Regions from separate parts of the Homo sapiens genome. Here region 2 is linked to region 1. A link is a contact called in ENCODE Hi-C or POLR2A ChIA-PET data. All regions are on one chromosome and are shown on one strand. Each heading gives the region's core, a stretch centred on a gene start or an enhancer-like site at or near the end of the contact. The rest is flanking DNA. Distances are from core to core; before and after follow the strand shown. Region 1 holds the start of CAV2 (caveolin 2). Region 2 holds the start of ST7-AS1 (ST7 antisense RNA 1).

Evidence for each region. Hi-C counts contacts between places; a loop is a spot of excess contacts on that map. ChIA-PET counts read pairs that join two places held with the same protein, here RNA polymerase II (POLR2A). Pooled maps may share reads with other maps.
Region 2: a map of K562 shows a loop between it and region 1 (2.1-fold over the local background). The contact joins the promoter of ST7-AS1 here to the promoter of CAV2 in region 1. A Hi-C loop is called at or near these places in 1 of 168 maps with a recorded cell type or tissue (K562) and 2 of 50 pooled maps. POLR2A ChIA-PET finds 5 or more read pairs at or near these places in 1 of 52 experiments (PC-3).

Annotation. Positions count from the first base shown.
Region 1 is chr7:116,497,800-116,501,092 of GRCh38, reverse strand. CAV2 (caveolin 2) reads right to left here and starts at 1,355. Exons shown (of 3, transcript NM_001233.5): 1 at 1,162-1,355; 2 at 646-833. The coding sequence starts at 1,311. CAV2-DT (CAV2 divergent transcript) reads left to right here and starts at 1,577. Exons shown (of 3, transcript NR_188012.1): 1 at 1,577-1,739. RefSeq lists a silencer at 1,383-1,472 and enhancers at 1,653-1,792, 1,839-2,340.
Region 2 is chr7:116,952,019-116,955,594 of GRCh38, reverse strand. It overlaps ST7-AS1 (ST7 antisense RNA 1), which reads left to right and starts at 1,261. Exons shown (of 1, transcript NR_002330.1): 1 at 1,261-3,149. ST7 (suppression of tumorigenicity 7) reads right to left here and starts at 2,094. Exons shown (of 16, transcript NM_001369598.1): 1 at 1,904-2,094. The coding sequence starts at 2,054. It overlaps ST7-OT4 (ST7 overlapping transcript 4), which reads right to left and starts at 1,747. Exons shown (of 5, transcript NR_002329.2): 1 at 1,486-1,747; 2 at 916-1,134; 3 at 442-621. RefSeq lists silencers at 1,339-1,638, 1,699-1,898, 2,109-2,178 and enhancers at 1,100-2,023, 2,439-2,548.

The DNA of each region.
Region 1 (3,293 bases), core at 106-2,605:
ATCAGTGAAAAAGTAATTTGGAGGCCTTCTCATTCATTATCCCGCAGCTGGAGTTTTCATTCGTTTGTACTGGGGGGGACCCTCGCCTTAACTGCACACACCTCCCTTTCCTCTGGGTCCCATCCTTGCCATCTGCCAGGGGCAAAGTTGAAGCAGCCCCTCCACACTACTGCTTAACCAGGTCTGACATCCTCATCCAATTCTACTGTCAGCGGCATTCTGCTCAGAGATCACTTTTGTTTTACCCCAAGCACAGGCAGTGACTGAATAAAAGGCAATGAAAGAAAGAAGAGTCCTGCCCAGAACCGCAGGTACGAGTCACAACAGGGCCCCGAGAGCAGCCTGTGGTAAGAAGTGTGGCTTCCAGGTACCCGCCTCCACACTCAGCCCAGCCTTATGTATGCAAGGAAAATCACACCCCAGGAAAGACCGACATTCTTTCTCCTGTTGAAACTCCAAGCCCAAACTGTTATTCTAAAGGAAGCGCATTGCCTTTCAAGGCCTTCCAGTTCTTCCTACTGCTTGGGAACTGATGCGCGTTCCTCCTCCTGACGCCGGCCTGGGATAAGAGGAGAGTAGGGGGCAGGTGGCGGAGAATATGCCCATGTTTCAGAAAGCCGGTCCACCCGGTGTGCCCCGTCTCACCAGATGTGCAGACAGCTGAGGGTGGCAAAGAGAATTCCCGCAATGAAGGCCAGGGGAATGGCCAGGAACACCGTCAGGAACTTGTACATTACGTATTTGCTGATTTCAAAGAGGGCATGGCTGCAGATCCACACTTTGTCAAAGGAGTGCGTAGTCACCGGCTCTGCGATCACATCCTCGAAGCCCAGCTGAGGAGACAGGACGCAGGGACCCCGAACTGTCAGCCAACCTGACGCCCCGGGAACCGGGAGCGCTTTGGGCGGGGGAAGCAGGAGGGAAGGACGTGCCAGGGCGTCCGCCTCTTCTCTTAGGGTCACGGTGGGCGCACAGGAACCTGGCTAAGAATTCCTGGCTACGCGGGCGGCCTGGTGACGGGTGGGACCGGGGAAGGGTGCGGGTCTCAGACCCTGCGGGGCCGACCCGGTAGCAATGGTGGGACGGGTTAGGGCGGGGCTGAGGGGCGCCCGCACCTCCCGGCCTCAGCGGGGACTTGGGCCCGCCCGCCCCGGGCTTCACCTTGAGATGCGAGTTGAGCCGGTGGGGATCCCGGTCCTGGTCCGAGTCCGCGAACTTCTCGGGGTCGGCGTACTCGAGGCCGCTGTGGTGGCTGTAGGAGTCGTCGTCCATGAAGAGCTGTACGTCCGCCTTCTCCGTCTCCAGCCCCATCGCAGCCTTGGTGCGCGGCCGCTGCAGCCCGGCTGGCGCGGTGCGGCTCCCGGTCCGCGCGGCCTCCCCTTCCCGTAGCGCCCGGCCCCGCCCCCCCTCGCCTCGCCTAGCCCTGCGAGGCCCGGGCGGCGGCCGCTTCCCGCTGTGGGCTCCAGCTCCCAGCCCGGCCGTCCCGAGCCCCGCCCCGGCGCCCCGCCGCCCCTCCCCGCCCACCTCCCCCGCCGGGGCGCAGGGAACCGTCCCCACGAGTCACAGCCCGGGCCCTGCAGTGGGCGGCGACGCCGGCAGCTGGGACGAGGAGGGCCTCCTGGTCACCCTTCTGGGGGCCCGTACTGTCATGCCTCAGAGCTGGCAAGTCGTCCCAGGGAAGACAACGGCCTTCCTGGAGGGAGGGAACCTTGTGGTTAGGCGCATGGGGTGCGAAGCAGGTATGTGCTCACCTCCGGCTGTGTTTGCCTTGCGTGCTGCGGCTCATGGTGCTGGTATTGAGCCTCTGGGAACCTCAGCTGCCTCGTTGGCAAAATGGGGGCTGTGGCATCTGTTTCAGGGGTGTCCGTGAGAATTAAATGTTAATTTCACATAAAATTCTAACACACATGGCCCATGGCCCGTAACACACAGTGATAAACTTCCAATCAACGTTGTTGCTGCTGTCGTGAGAGGTAAGGAGCCACAATGTACCTGAGTGCTAGGTACCTGAGTGCTAGGTGACCTGCAAGTGCATGTGGAGTTGGGTAGGCGAACGCCCTGGCCCTAGAGTTTGTGCCTTCAGATCTGAGGTGTGAGGGGAGATCTGATTTTTTTTTTTTTTTTTTTTTTACTTCCTAAACTACACCGTGTGTGTGTGTGTGTGTGTGTTTGTGTGTGTGTGGCAGAGTTTCGCTCTTGTTGCCCAGGCTGGAGTGCAATGGCACGATCTCGGCTCATCGCAACCTCTGCCTCCCGGGTTCAAGCGATTCTCCTGCCTCAGCCTCCCGAGTAGCTGGGATTACAGGCATGCACCACCACGCCTGGCTAATTTTGTATTTTTAGCAGAGACGGGGTTTCCCCATGTTGGTCAGGCTGGTTTCGAACTCCCAACCTCAGGTGATCCGCCCGCCTCGGCCTCCCAAAGTGCTGGGATTGCAGGCGTGAGCCACCGCGCCCGACCTCCACCTTTTAATTTTCTTGTGAACCAGACTGTCTTGAAAGATTCAGGAACTTCTAAGATGCAGTCACATCTGTGATTATCTTGCAGGCAGCACGGAAACAGAACCCTAACACAAAGCCACATTGCAATGGATGAATTAGCCTGCTGACCACTCACGCAAAGGTTTTCAGAAGGGAGGAGTTTGCATGTTCATAAAGGGCTTTAGGGTCTGGTAGACATATACGTGTGTTTGGGGAGGAAGGGCACTTAGTGAAAATTTGCCAAAAGCAAAACAATGAGAACTAGGCTTGAGGTGCAGGTTGCTCAGAGCTCAAAGTAGGCATGTAGTAGGTATTGCTGGATACAGTGTATTTGGAGCTTGTTGAACATATCAAATCCCCTTATGTGAACTGGATTTGAAGAATTGCTTCTTCCGAAAGAAAAAAGATCATTTTTGAAACAGTAAAAATTACAGAAATAAAAAAGAACAGGAACTGAATGAGAAAAATGTTTGGGGGTGGGAGGCAAAGTTCAATATTTCTAATAATTAAAAAGTTTCCCTGCTGCTACCTCAGTATATGAAGGGCAGTGTTGTAACCCTATAGGGTGTTACAGAGTTGACTCTCATGGCTATGGAGCCCCTCCTCTCCCAGACATCACCCTGCTTACCCATTCCCTTCTTTTTTACGTATCTTTCTCATTTTTATTTATGTTCAGTCAATTCCAAAGTGATGACTTAGACATTCTACTCATTGCATTTTCTCTGCTTCTCCACCTTGTCCATTCTCCTGATGAGAATTGGAACTCTTCTAGAATTGTTGCCCAACAACTGTTCATTAAAGTGAATAGAAGA
Region 2 (3,576 bases), core at 12-2,511, 450 kb before region 1:
ATTTTAAAAACTAGTGTGTTTGAAAATCCCAAGTGCAAAAGTGTTGAAAGGTGGGACCTGTGAGTGGTAATTAGGTCATGAAGGCTCTGCCTTCAAGAATGAATTAATTTTGTTATTGAGGGAGTAGGTTTGTTATAAAAGTGAAAGTGGGCCCCCTCTTGTTTTCTCATGTTCTCTTACCCTTCCACCTTCCACCAAGGGATGACAGCAAGAAGGACCTCCCCACATGCCAGTCCCTTGATCTCAAGACTTCCCTGACTCCTGAACTACAAGAAATAAAATGTGTTCTTTAAAAATTACCCAATCTGTGGTATTCTGTTACAGCAGCACAAAACAGACTAACACTGTTACCAACAAATACGTAATTCCATTAAAACATATATTCAAACAACTTCTTAAAGGTATAGAACTTTGAGACCAGAAGGTATCCTGGAGACATACTTGTCTAAAGCGAAGAAGACAATATTGCGACAAGCAGCCATCCAAAAAGATGAAAAGCGAGAAAGCCATGGTCTTTCCGATGACAGACTCAAAAGGGCTGAGCAGCACCTATTCAAATGGTGAGACAATTCTAGAGTGCTGAATCCTATCCGCCTCCCAGGGACACGATCCCGAGGGATACTACAAAACAAATGTAAATATGAACATGAGTTCAAGTTAGTAATCAAAATACTTAAGTTAGTATCTGAAAGGTACAAGTTTCCTAACAAAATGAGTACATTATCTCAAGCGTTTTAAAAAGCGTTTTAATGCAGCTAAACACCTGAGGAAAATGCATTTCCAGACTTGCACTCCCAGAGTATGGAGATTAACAAGGGAAGATATATATGTGTACATATGTATATATCTTCAGGACTGTAAGAATTTCCCAGTACTGTGAAATTAAAATTTAAAACAAAAACAAAAACACTCTACCTTGAAATTTCCAGATTTAAAGGACTGTAACCCTTAGCTCGAAATTTACTTTGTGTTTCGGAACTCTCTGGAGTGTTAAGGCTCGTGTGTTTTCTTTGCGGGTGTTTTTTTAACGACTCAGTGGGCTGGCTCCAAGTTTGTGAAGATCCTGTTAATTACCTCCTGCATTTACCACCGACCAAGGATGGGAGGCACGCGGCACTTGCTGAGCATATGTAGCTTTACAGGGAAGGGAGACGAGCAAAGATCACTGAAAACTGCAACCGAAACCCTCAGAAATTCCAGCTCTCCCCTCTTCCCTCCGGTCCCTTCGACAATCCATTTGGTGACCTGACACGTCATCCATACACTCCCAAGAGTGCCTTCGGGAACCCCTCTCCCCACTACCCAACCAGAGAGACAGCCCCACGCCCGGCAAGACGCAACTCCGGGCCACGGAGGGCGCCGCCCGGACAGCCCGGCCGGGTCAGGGGGCTTCGCCGCCGAGCACCCTCCGGCAGCCGCCCTCGGGCCTCCGCGGCCGGGCGGGAGGGCGCCTCCCCGACCACACTTCGGCCGCTTGGCACCCACAGCCGGGAGGGCGTGAGGAAGGACTCGGTCTAACTCCGGGGAACCCTCGGAGTTCCGGCGCAGACACCCGAGGGGGTGTCCTGGGAACTCCTTCGCCCGCGACACCCGTTCTTCTCCGTCTCCCGACCACCAGCGACGCAGCAGGGCGGCTGCCGGCCCGGCCCGGCCCGCCTTGCGGGCTGTGCGCGGCGCAGCTCTTCCTCCGCGGGGCCGTGAAGGCCACCGGCCGCCCCCGCGCGCCCAGCTGCCCGGCCCCGCCGCCTAAGCCGCCGCGTTGCTGGCGGGTAGCCGCGGGCCTCCGGTGCGCGGGCCCCGGCGCGTCCCCGAGCGCGCGCCTGGCCGCGGCCCCGCGCGAGTTGCACTAACTTTCCGGGGCGGGGGAGGGGTGGGCGCCGCGGGCCCGGCTCCCAGGCCTTACCTGTGCTCAAGTTGTCGTTGATTTTCAAAGGCACCCGCAGGATGTAGACCAGGAATAGCACGATGAAGAACCACACGGTCCACAGATACGTCCAAGACCAAACTATGCAGGACTTGAGCTGCTCCAGAAAGCCCGTGGCCGCTTCAGCCATGTTTCAGCGCTCCTCTCTGCTGCCGCGGCTCTTGGTGTCTGCCGGGATGATTCACCGGCCCGGAGGCGCAGCTCGCGCCGCCGCCGCCGCCGCGGCCCGGGCGCCCCCGGAGCCCGCCCGCCGCCGGGGACGCGGGCTCGGCGGGAAATCGCGCGGGCCGCGGGCGCGCCGGCTTTTCCTTCTCCAGCCTTATTGCTAACTCTCTAAAGGTCCCTACAAGTGGCTTTCGTGGAGCGATCACGTGGCCCCTGCCCCCTCGCGTTCTGGGTCCATTTATATTTATTATGCTAATATTTAGAAAGAGAAGGCCAAGTGGCGCGCCGAAGGAAACGCCTCAGGCAGTTACAACCCGCATAAGTTGAGCGTTTACCACACGCCAGGCGCTGCTCCACGATCCGTACAATCTCATTTAACCCCTGCAACAATTCCCCACTACGATCCTCTTTCTATAGGTAGGGAAACTGAGGCTCACAGCAGCTGCGTAGTTTACCTTAAGGTGGAACCAAAATTCAATTGCAGTGGTGTATTCTGGGGTCCGAGGTCTTAAACCCTACTCTGCTCCCTTATCAGGATTCAGGCTCAGGGAATGAATAAACCCGGGACAGCTAGGAGAAGGGAGGAGGTGCGCTCCTGTCGCCGGCTAGTAGGCCTGAAGATAAATCACTCTATTCAGCAAGATTTGGGTGGCAGATGCTATTTACCTTTGTTCTGTCTCTTTGAAGCAGCGCAGGGATTTTCCAGAGAAATCTTGACAGATGAATGTTTATCCTCCAGGTTTTTTGGTGATCAGAGGTCAAACTATTCTCAGCCTGTTTTTAATATAAACAATTCTCTGGGATAATTTTGACTGTGAAACGGCCACCTCTAACAGAAAGTCCATTTTAAACATTGTTTTGTTGTTTTTGTTTTGTTTTGACTGTGCTGAATAAAATGTTTCTTTTATTCTAAAATGTTTTCTCAGCTGAAATTTTCAAGTCTGTTTCTGTCCGTAAGTGATTTGACTTTCTATGTATTAGATGGTAATGAGGAAATTGCAGGTTTTCCAGTCTACATCTATTTTTAAAATTCTGAGCATAAAGAATATTTTATTATAAATTGTTTTGCTTACTTGTATAATAGTTTCCTTCATAATTAAATAAGCTCCTTTAACTTTTCACATATAGGGCCTATTACGGCATACATAATGGATGGAACTACTCTTAAATTTTTACTAATTCCAGCCTCTCTCGGCTACTGTTTCTTCCTCACATTTGATCTACTACAGTGAGATCCAGGCCAGAATAAGTGAAATTGGCACACATAGACTTTCTTTATAGTTATTTATGGCAGCACATGACCAAATGATTTTTGTGTCTAACACTGATACATGGAATCTCAGTAAAATAAAACAATATTGTCACCAGTAAAGGATCGTGACTGCAGGTTGTCCAGGTTCTTGGCGTTTTGAACAAAGAATTGGACAAAACACCCAGAGAAGCGACAAAAGAACGAAAGCAGGGATTTATTGAAAACGAAAGTACAC